Linked DNA regions of Homo sapiens: region 2 is linked to region 1. Evidence: read pairs that join two places in POLR2A ChIA-PET (ENCODE). Cell type or tissue: B cell. All regions are shown on one strand. Each heading gives the region's core, and the rest is flanking DNA. Links, peaks and the distances in the headings are about the cores only.

The links. Peaks named below come from ENCODE experiments on the same cell type or tissue, not always from the same donor. Only the 100,000 strongest peaks of a DNase experiment are listed, where the experiment ranks them.
Region 2: POLR2A ChIA-PET joins it to region 1 with 5 read pairs; 4 of 35 experiments call an interaction of 5 or more read pairs at or near these places.

Annotation. Positions count from the first base shown.
Region 1 is chr19:42,384,190-42,389,520 of GRCh38, reverse strand. CNFN (cornifelin) reads left to right here. Exons shown (of 4, transcript NM_032488.4): 2 at 482-595; 3 at 2,045-2,181; 4 at 2,279-2,502. The coding sequence starts at 484. The coding sequence ends at 2,368. Among named protein-coding and RNA genes, the nearest start is that of CNFN, 3.4 kb to the left of the region's middle. RefSeq lists silencers at 1,937-2,116, 2,137-2,316. In B cell, for the core only: a CTCF peak has its summit at 2,335; a DNase peak (open chromatin) is centred at 2,190; H3K4me3 peaks cover 746 bases; H3K27ac peaks cover 621 bases; H3K27me3 peaks cover 580 bases.
Region 2 is chr19:42,515,823-42,521,193 of GRCh38, reverse strand. It overlaps CEACAM1 (CEA cell adhesion molecule 1), which reads left to right. Exons shown (of 9, transcript NM_001712.5): 5 at 1,959-2,246. The region is part of intron 2 of LIPE-AS1 (LIPE antisense RNA 1); the gene reads right to left. Among named protein-coding and RNA genes, the nearest start is that of CEACAM1, 10 kb to the left of the region's middle. In B cell, for the core only: no CTCF peak of the experiment used is centred there; no DNase peak of the experiment used is centred there.

The DNA.
Region 1 (5,331 bases), core at 1-5,000:
GTTTGAGATGCACGACAACGTGAAAGGCAAAGGTGGGACCGCTGGGTGGACCAGCAACCCTCTCAGTACTGGAACCTGGCCGCCTCCCTCCCCTGGGCACCCTTGCTTCGAAGACAGACGGCGCCTGCTTCCACCCCAGAGGCCCCAGAAATGCTGCAACCCAGAACCCAGGCCCAGACGTGGAGGAGGAGGCGGCACCGCCAGGCCCCACCCAGATGTGGTCCCCACCCTTCCTCAGATGTGCAGGAGACCCCCACCCCCAGCCTAACCAGACGTGCAGGAGCCAGCAGCAACAGGGACAGACTGGGGTTGCCGGTGCCCAGATGTAGCAGAAGGGAAGGGGGAGGCACAGTGGTGTCCCTTCAGTGGGCGGCCTGGCGGCCCCGCCCAGACTGCCCGGCACAGGGAAGGGTGGCCGAAGTGCGGGGCCCAGGAGATGCTGCGAGGCTGCCAGCTGACCCCTACCCTCCCACCTCTGCAGCTATGTCCTACCCTGTGACCAGTCAGCCCCAGTGCGCCACCACCAGCTGCTACCAGACCCAGCTCAGTGACTGGCACACAGGTCTCACGGACTGCTGCAACGACATGCCTGTCTGTGAGTGCCTGCCTGCTCCCTCTCCAGGCCTGGTGGAAGATGGGTTTGGGGGGAATCAGGAGAGGGAAGCTCACCTCCAACCTCCTCCCACCGCTTGCTAACCCCACTCCCACCTCCCTTCCCTGGACTTGGAATTCCCACTCTAACAGTCACCCTTTCCTCAGACCCCCAACACTCCTTAGGATACTACCTCATGCCTTCCCACACTCAACTTATCAGGCCCTCAACCTCCCCTTTGCATGCTCAGCTTTCCTCACTGTGACCCCCAACTCCCTCTTCAAACCCTAGCTCCTGGCCCAGTGCAGTGGCTCATGCCTGTAATCCCAACACTTTGGGAGGCCAAGGCATGACAATCCCTTGAGGCCAGGAATTCAAGATCAGCCTGGGCAACATAATGAGATCCCCATCTCTACAAAAATAAAAATAAAAAATAGGTCGGGCGCAGTGGCTCACGCCTGTAATCCCAGGACTTTGGGAGGCCATGGCAGGTGGACCACAAGGTCAGGAGTTCAAGACCAGTCTGGCCAAGATGGTGAAACCCCGTCTCTACTAAAAATACAAAAAAAAAAACCGGGCGTGGTGGCGGGCGCCTGTAAACTCAGCTACTCGGGAGGCTGAGAAAGAGAATTGATTGAACCCGGGAGACAGAGGTTGCAGTGAGCCGAGATCACGCCACTGCACTCCAGTCTGGGCAACAGAGCGAGATTCCGTCTCAAAAATAAAAATAAAAAATAAAATTAGCCCGAGGTGGTGGCACACACCAGTAGTCCCAGCTACTCGGGAGGCCGAGGCGGGAGGATTGCTTGAGCCCAGGAGGTCGAGGCTACAGTGAGACATGTGATCACACCACTGCACTCCAGCCTGGATGACAGACCGAGACTTTAATTTCTTTTTCTTTTTTTTTCTTTCTTTCGTTTTTTTTTTTGTTTTGTTTTTTGTTTTTTTTGAGACGGAGTATTGCTCTGTCGCCCAGGCTGGAATGCAATGGCACAGTCTATGCTCACTGCAACCTCCGCTTCCCGGGTTCAAGCGATTCTCCTGCCTCAGCCTCCCTAGTAGCTGAGATTACAGGCACACACCACCACGCCCGGCTAATTTTTGTATTTTTAGTAGAGACGGGGTTTCACTATGTTGGGTAGGCTGGTCTCAAACCCCTGACCTCGTGATCCTCCCGCCTAGGCCTCCCAAAGTGCTGGGATTACAGGCGTAAGCCACTGCACCCAGCCTCCAATTTCTAAAAAAAAAAAAAAAGAAGAAAAAAAAAAAAAGAAAAACCCTGCCTTCCAATCGCTAAGCCATCCTCTCCTCGGACCTCTAATTCCCTCTGGGACCTCTCCTTGGCTGGGACCCTCAATGCCCCTCCGCGGCGAATCAACCGCGCCCCCCCCGGGGCGGAGCCGTCGGGAGGCCCCGGCTGGCCCCGCCCCTGAGCGCCTGCGCCCCGCCCAGGTCTGTGCGGCACTTTTGCTCCTCTGTGCCTTGCCTGCCGCATCTCCGACGACTTTGGCGAGTGCTGCTGCGCGCCCTACCTGCCCGGAGGCCTGCACTCCATCCGCACCGGCATGCGGGAGCGCTACCACATCCAGGTGCGCGCCGGGCTGGGGACCCGCGGGAGCAGGGAGCTGGGGACTGGCCTCCTGGGACCCACCGCGGGGCTCCTGACCGCTCTCTCCTACCCTCTAGGGCTCCGTCGGGCACGACTGGGCGGCCCTCACCTTTTGTCTGCCCTGCGCCCTCTGCCAGATGGCGCGGGAACTGAAGATCCGAGAGTAAGGAAGTTCCCTGTCTTCCCCGTCCTTTTCCACCAGTCTCGCCTCTGGCCTTCTCTGGCCACTCCTGGGAGGGACTGCCTCACCACCCCTGTCCCGCTGCCAGAAATACACCCACAATAAAAACCTGAAAACCAACTCCGCCTACATCCATTTTGTCCCAGGGTAGGAATCTGGGTGGAGAGAGAGGATTGGTGAGAGAGGTGGGGACAAGACAGATGCCTACGTGTGACCCCGCCAGGCAGTGTGTGACTTTGTCAAGTTATCCCTCCCAAACCCCAGTTGCCCTCACCCTAACAAAGTAAAACCACTAACTCTTTAGCTGCAGACTCCCTGCCTGAAGCTGCCTGCATTCTGAAAATAAGCAAAACCAGAAAGTCAGTCTTGGGAGGACGGAGGCACTGAAGTTCAAAGAAAAAACAGGAGAGCGCCCTTGCTTGCTCCATATCTATGGACTGTTGGCCTGCACACAATTCGAACAGGCGTGGGGGACTTTTGTCTCCAAAGCAGAGAACTTATAAGCTTAAGGCTCTCTGGAGCTAAAAACGAATTTTTTTTCTTTTTTTTTTGAGACGGAGTCTCACTCTGTTGCCCAGGCTGGAGTGCAGTGGCGCGATCTTGGCTCACTGTAAGCTCCGGGTTCACGCCATTCTCCTGCCTCAGCCTCCCGAGTAGCTGGGACTAAAGGTGCCCGCCACCACGCCCAACTAATTTTTTTTTTTTTTTTTTAGCAGAGACAGGGTTTCACCGTGTTAGCCAGGATGGTCTCAATCTCATGACCTCATGATCCGCCTGCCTTGGCCTCCCAAAATGCTGGGATTACAGGAGTGAGCCACCGCACCCGGACCTTTTTTTTTTTTTTTTTTTTGAGACGTAGTTTCGCTCTTGTTGCCCAGGCTGGAGTGCAATGTTGTGATCTCAGCTCACTGCAACCTCCACCTCCCGGGTTCAAGCGATTCTCCTGCCTCAGCCTCCCGAGTAGTTGGGATTACAGGCATGCGCCACCATCCCCAGCTAATTTTGCATTTTTAGTAGAGACGGGGTTTCTCCATGTTGGTCAGGCTGATCTCGAACTCCCGACCTCAGGTGATCCTCCCGCCTTGGCCTCCCAAAGTGCTGGGATTACAGGCATGAGCCACCGCGCCTGGCCTAAAAAGGAATTTTTAGGGACTGTCTACTTCAATCAACCCTCTTTCCTGCAAAAGCAACCAACAGCAGATCAAAAAATGTTCAGGTCTCAAAATTGGACAGACCTGGGATCTAATCTTGACTCCTCACCATTTAGCTGTGTTATCTTAGTGAATTCATAAACCTTTCTGAACCTGATTCCCCCTATAGGACTAACAGTCCCTAGCATGTCATATGGCTATTGTGAGAACAAGAGATGGTACACAGGGAAAGGCCAAAGTGTGAACTCAAATCACTGTGGGCTGGATGTGTTGGCTCCTGCCTCTAATCTCAATGCTTTCGGAGGGCTGAGGCAGGAGGATCACTTCAGGACAGGATTTGGAGACTAGCATGGGCGACACAGCGAGACATCTCTACGAAAAAAAAAATTTTTTTTTTTTTTTTGAGATGGAGTCTCGCTCTGTCGCCCAGGCTGGAGTGCAGTGGCGCAATCTTGGCTCACTGCAAGCTCTGCCTCCCAGGTTCACGCCATTCTCCTGTCTCAGCCTCCCGAGTAGCTGGGACTACAGGCACCCGCCACCATGCCCGGCTAATTTTTTGTATTTTTTAGTAGAGACAGGGTTTCACCGTGTTAGCCAGGATGGTCTCAATCTCCTGACCTCGTGATCCACCCACCTTGGCCTCCCAAAGTGCTGGGATTACAGGCATGAGTCACTGCGCCCGGCCTCTACAAAAAATTTTTGAGCCAGGAGCAGTCACGCCTATAATCCCAGCACTTTGGGAGGCTGAGGCAGGAGGATCGCTTGAGCCCAGGAATTTGAGACCAGCCTGGGCAACATGGCAAAACTGTGTCTACAAAAAATACACAAAAATTAACCAGGCATGAGGCGGGGCGTGGTGGCTCATGCCTGTAATCCCAGCACTTTGGGAGGCGGAGGCAGGTGGATCACCTGAGGTCAGGAGTGCAAGACCAGCCTGGCCAACATGGTGAAACCCCTTCTCTACTAAAAATACAAAAATTAATCAGGCATGGTGGTGGGTGCCTGTAATCCCCGCACTTGGGAGGCTGAGGCAGGAGAATCACTTGAACCCGGGAGGCAGAGGTTGCAGTGAGCCGAGATTGCACCACTACACTCCAGCCTGGATGACAGAGCAAGACTCCTTCTCAAAAAAAAGAAAAAAATTAGCTGGGCATGGTGACGTGAACCTGAAGTCCCAGCTAACTGAGAGGCTAAGGTAGGATGATCACTTGAGCCCAGAAGGTGAAGCCTGCAATGAGCTCACAAGATGAGACCCTGTCTAAGAAAAAGAAAAAGAAAAACATTCTTAAAAATTAGCTGGGCAAGGGCACGGTGGCTCACGCCTGTAATCCCAGCACTTTGGGAGGCTGAGGTGGGCGGATCACGAGGTCAGGAGATCAAGACCATCCTGGCTAACACAGTGAAACCCCGTCTCTAATAAAAATACAAAAAATTAGCTGGGCATGGTGGCGGGCACCTGTAGTCCCAGCTACTCGGGAGGCTGAGGCAGGAGAATGGCATGAACCCGGGAGGCGGAGCTTGCAGTGAGCCAAGATTGCACCACTGCACTCCAGCCTGGGTGACAGAGCGAGACTCCATCTCAAAAAAAAAAAAAAAAAAATTAGCTGTGCATGTGGCTCACACCTATAGTTCCAACTATTCTGGAGGCTATGGCAGGAGGATTGCTTGAGTCCAGAAAGTCAAGGCTGCAGTGAGCTGTGATCACGCCACTGCACTCCAGCCTAGGTGACAGAGAGAGACCCTGTCTTAAAACAAAACAAAATCATTGTTTTTTGTTTTCTTAAGACAATCTCGCTCT
Region 2 (5,371 bases), core at 311-5,310, 130 kb before region 1:
GAAATTTTCTTTTGCAGCCTGTATCCAACAGGCACAAACAAGTCCAAATTCTCCCCTGAACCCTCTCAATTCATCTGTGCAGACTCTCTTCCCTTTGTTTTTCTGATTTCTCACAGCTGACCTTAGGTCCAGCCTGGAATGTGGGGAGGGGGTTCTCTCAGCCCCAGAAAGCCCCGTGTAGCAGGAGGGGCTTCACAGAGGGGGAAGCAGAAAGGGTCCTCAAGGTCAATTTGCTTCTGTCACTAACATGTCCCTTTCTGTAACTTCTTGGCCTTCTTTTACCTATTCCATGAGATATAAGGAATATGTGAGGTTTTAAAACAGACTCACAATAGTTTTCCCTAAATGAGAGAAGGAAATGCCCTTCATCAGGGATGAGCAGCTCAGACTCTGCTCCCTGCTCTACTCCCGGCTTGCCCGGTGATTGGCTCTGCCCTGACCCCATGTGGGGTAGGACGCAGGTGTGTGCAGAAGGTGTCCAGGTGGCCTGTCATGAATCCAGCTAAATCAAGATGGCAGTCAATGGCTGGGCGCTGTGGTTCATGCCTGTGATCCCAGTACTTTGGAAGGCCGAGGTGAGAGGATCACCTGAGGTCAGGAGTTCGAGACCAGCCTGACCAACATGGCAAAACTCCATCTCTACTAAAAATACAAAAAAAAAAATTTAGCCAGGCATGGTTGCACATGCCACTAGGCATGCCACTAGGGAGGCTGAGGCACAAGAATCACTTGAACCTGGGAGGCAGAGGTTGCAATGAGCCGAGATGGCACCACTGCACTCCAGCCTGGACAACACAGAGAGACTCTGTCTCAAAAACTAAATAAATAAATAAATAAAGGCAGTCAACACCTGAGCCTCCCCTGGGTCAGGCTGCCTCCCTGAGCTTGTCCTGGCTCTGAAGTCACCAGCTGTATGAGGCTGTGGGCACAGCACATGGGATAGCACAGAGCACAGCGAGTGACCCACACTTGGAGAAATCGGGAGATTCAGCCACAGGGGCTCTGCATTGGAGAGAATGGGCAATGCCAAACAGCGTGTATTTGTAGAGAAGGTAAGAATATCAGCCTTTTGTTAACACTGTGCCTACTCTAGGAATCTCCTTCACCGTGATATTCTATCCACAGACCAGGAAGTAAAACTCCTCTTTACAGTGGGAAATCCTTCGGATTGGAACTCCAGATAGTAAGGTCATGAAGACTGGATGGGGCATCATCATTCCCTAAAAAATTATTTAATGAAAAAAAACACTACCTTCCCTTTTGTATGTAAAGTGACAGTCACAGGAAGGATGCCTGATCACAGCTCCAGGAAAGGGTCAGTGGGAGGCCAGGCACAGTGGCTCACGCCTGTAATCCCAGCACTTTGGGAGGCTGAGGCGGGTGGATCATGAGGTCAGGAGATCAAGACCATCCTGGCTAACATGGTGAAACCCCGTCTCTACTAAAAATACAAAAAATTAGCTGGGCATGGTGGCACATGCCTTTAGTCCCAGCTACTCGGGAGGCTGAGGCAGGAGAATGGCTTGAACCCGGGAGGCAGAGCTTGCAGTGAGCTGAGATCATGCCACTGCATTCCGGCCTGGGTGACAGAGCGAGACTCCGTCTGAAAAAAAAAAAAAAAAAGTCAGTGGGAAAAACATTCTACCTGATGATGAGGTTGCTCGGTCTGTGCGCTGAGAAGAAGATTCCAAGTGGAGATATAGAGATATCCAGAGGGTCACTCTGAGACGATCTGGGGTCAGGAGGGAGGTGCAGCCCTCTCCTTACAATTCATCACCTGAACAAAGACACTCGACCTTCTGCAGAGGGTCAGGGCTATCCCCTGGTTGGTGACCTTTGCACAGCTCACTGTGGGACCTGAGAGCTGGCTAAAATCTCAGGGAAAGGAGCATAGCCCTAGGCCCCAGGCCCCAACCCTATTCTCAGTAGGTTATCTCAGATACTCTGCTTGTCCACAGAGCTAAGTCCAGTAGTAGCAAAGCCCCAAATCAAAGCCAGCAAGACCACAGTCACAGGAGATAAGGACTCTGTGAACCTGACCTGCTCCACAAATGACACTGGAATCTCCATCCGTTGGTTCTTCAAAAACCAGAGTCTCCCGTCCTCGGAGAGGATGAAGCTGTCCCAGGGCAACACCACCCTCAGCATAAACCCTGTCAAGAGGGAGGATGCTGGGACGTATTGGTGTGAGGTCTTCAACCCAATCAGTAAGAACCAAAGCGACCCCATCATGCTGAACGTAAACTGTAAGTGACTCCTCACCCCTTCCTATATGTCCCTCTAGGATTACTCTGTCAATGGTGTGCAAAATGGATAAAACTCACAGGAGGCAGAATATCAATGAAGAGACCATTATAGCAAACAGAATTGCAAAGTGGTTAAGAGCTCAGCTCAGGCCGGGCACAGTGGCTCACGCCTGTAATCCCAGCAGTTTGGGAGGCCAAGGCGGGCGGATCACGAGGGCAGGAGATCGAGACCATCCTGGCTAATATGGTGAAACCCCGTGTCTACTAAAAATACAAAAAAAAATTAGCCGGGCATGGTGGCGGGCGCCTGTAGTCCCAGCTACTCGGGAGGCTGAGGCGGGAGAATGGCGTGAACCTGGGAGGCGGAGCTTTCAGTGAGCCGAGATGGTGCCACTGCACTCCAGTCTAGGCAACAGAGCAAGACTCTGTCTCAAAAAAAAAAAAAAAAAAAGAGCTCAGGCTCTGAATCAAATATACATATACTTAGTTGGTTTTTTTTGGTTGGTTGGGTTTTTTTGTTTGTTTTGTTGTTTTGAGACAGGGTCTCACTCTGTCACCCAGGCTGGAGTGCTGTGGTGTGATCAAAGCTCACTCCCGCCTCAATCCCCTGGGTTCAAGCAATCCTGCCACCTCAGCCTCCAGAGTAGCTGGGACTACAGGTTGCACCACCATGCCTGGCTAAGTTTTTAAGTTTTTTTGTAGAGTTGGGGTTTCACTGTGTTGCCCAGGCTGGTCTCAATCTCCTGGTCTCAGCCTCGGCCTCCCAAAGTGCTGGGATTACAGGAATGAGCCACTCTGCCCACCCCGTATTTAACTATTCTAAGTACCTCTCATACAGATGGAAGCATGCAATATTTGTCCTTTTGTGTCTGGCTTACTTCATTTAGCACAATGTCTTCAAGCTCCATCTATGTTGTAGAATGTATCAGAATTTCATTCCTTTTGGAGACTGAATAATATTATGCTGTGTAGATAGATACATCACATTTTGCTTATCCACTCATCCATCTATGGACAGTTAGGTTGCTTCCACCTTTTGGCTATTATGAATAATGCTATTACAAACATGGGTATACAAATATCTGTTCAAATCCCTGCTTTCAGTTCTTTTAAATAGATACTCAGAAGTGGAATTGCTGGATCAAATGGTAATCCTGTTTAATTTTGAAGAACCATCATACCATTTTCCACAGTGGCTATACCATTTCACATTCCCACCAGCAATGCACTAGAGTTCCAATTTCTCTACATCTTCAAAAACATTTGTTGCTTTCTGGTTTTGTTTTGTTTTTTATAATGGCCATCCTAATGGTTATAAGGTGGTATATCATTGGAGTTTTGATTTGCACTTCCCTAATGATTAGCAATATTTAGCATCTTTTCATGTGCTTATTTGCCATTTATCTTCTTTGGAGAAATGTTTATTCAAGTCCTTTGCCCATGTTTTAATTAGGTTGTTTGGGGATTTTTGGTTGAGTTGCAGTAGTTCTTTATATATTTTGGATATTAATCCCTTATCAGATATATGATTCTCAAATATTTTCTCCCATTCTATAAGAAGTCTTTTCACTTTTGTGATAATGTGCTTTGATACACAAAAGCTTTTAATTTTCATTAAGTCCAATTTCTCTACTTCTTCTTTCGTTGCCTATGCTTTTAGTGTCATAGCCAAGAAATCATTGCCAAATTCAATGTTCCAAAGTTTTCACTCTATCTTCCAAGAGCTTTATAGTTTTAGCTCTTACATTTAGGTCTTTTATGCATTTTGAATTAATTTTTATATATGGTGTTACATAAAGGTTCAATTTCATTCTTTTGCATGGATATCCAGTTTCTTCAATGCCATTTGTTGAAAAGACTATCCTTTCCCCACTGAATGATCTTGGCACCCTTGTCAAAAAACATTTGGCTATGTATGCAAACATTTCTTTCTGGGCTCTATATTTTATTCCACTGGTTTCTATTTCTTTTTGCCAGTACCATACTGTTTTGATTACTGTAGCTTTTGGATTTTGTTTGTTTGTTTTATTGTTGTTGTTTGGGTTTTTTTGTTTTGTTTTGTTTTTTTGCTTTTCTTTGTAGAGATGGCGTTTCACCATGTTGCCAAGGCTGGTCTCAAACTCCTGAGCTCAAGCAATCCACCCGCCTCCACCTCCCAAAGTGCTAAGATTACAGGTGTGATGATTACCATAGCTTTGTAAAAAATTTTGAAACCAGGAAGTGTGAGCCCTTCAACTTTGTTCTTTTTCAAGATTGCTTTGGCTATCCATGGTCCCTTCAGAGTCTATATAAATTTTAGAATGAATTTTTCTATTTCTGCAAAAAATATTACTGGAATTTTGATAGAGATTGCACTGAATCTGTAGATCACTTTGGGTAGTACTGTCATCTTAACAATATTAAGTCTTCTAATCCATGAAAATGGGGTGTCTTTTCAATTTATGTCTTATTTAATTTCTTTTGGCAATGTTTTGTATTTTCAGGGTACAAATCTTTCACCTCTTTGGTTAAGTTTATTTCTAAGTATTTTTAAAGCTCTTATAAATAGAATTTTTTTCTTAATTTTCCTTTGAATTGTTATTAGTATACAAAAATACAACTGATTTTTGCATGTGGATTTTGTATCCTGCCACTTTGCTAAATTTATTATTCTAACAGTTTTTTTGTGGAATCTCTAGGGTTTTCTATATATAAGTTAGTGTATTCTGCAAACAGGTATAATTTTACTTCTTTCCAATCTAGATGCTTTTTTTTTCTTGCCTAATTGTTCTGTCTAGGTCTTCCAATACTACATTGAATAGAAATGGCAAAAGCAGGCATCCTTGTCTTGTTCTTGATCTTAAAGGAAAAGTTTTCAATCTTTCACCATTGACTATGATGGTAGCTGGGGGTTTTCACATGTAGCATTTATTATGTTGAGAATTTCCTTCTATTCCTAGTTTCAGTGTTTTTTAGCATGAAAGAATGTTGAATTTTGTCAAATGCTTTTATCGACTCATTTTCATTACTGGTTATAGGTCTATTCAGATTTTCTATTTATTCATGATTCTATCATGGCAGGTTTTGTGTTTCTAGGAATTTGTTCATTTCATCCAGGTTATCCAATTTGTTGGCATTCAATTACT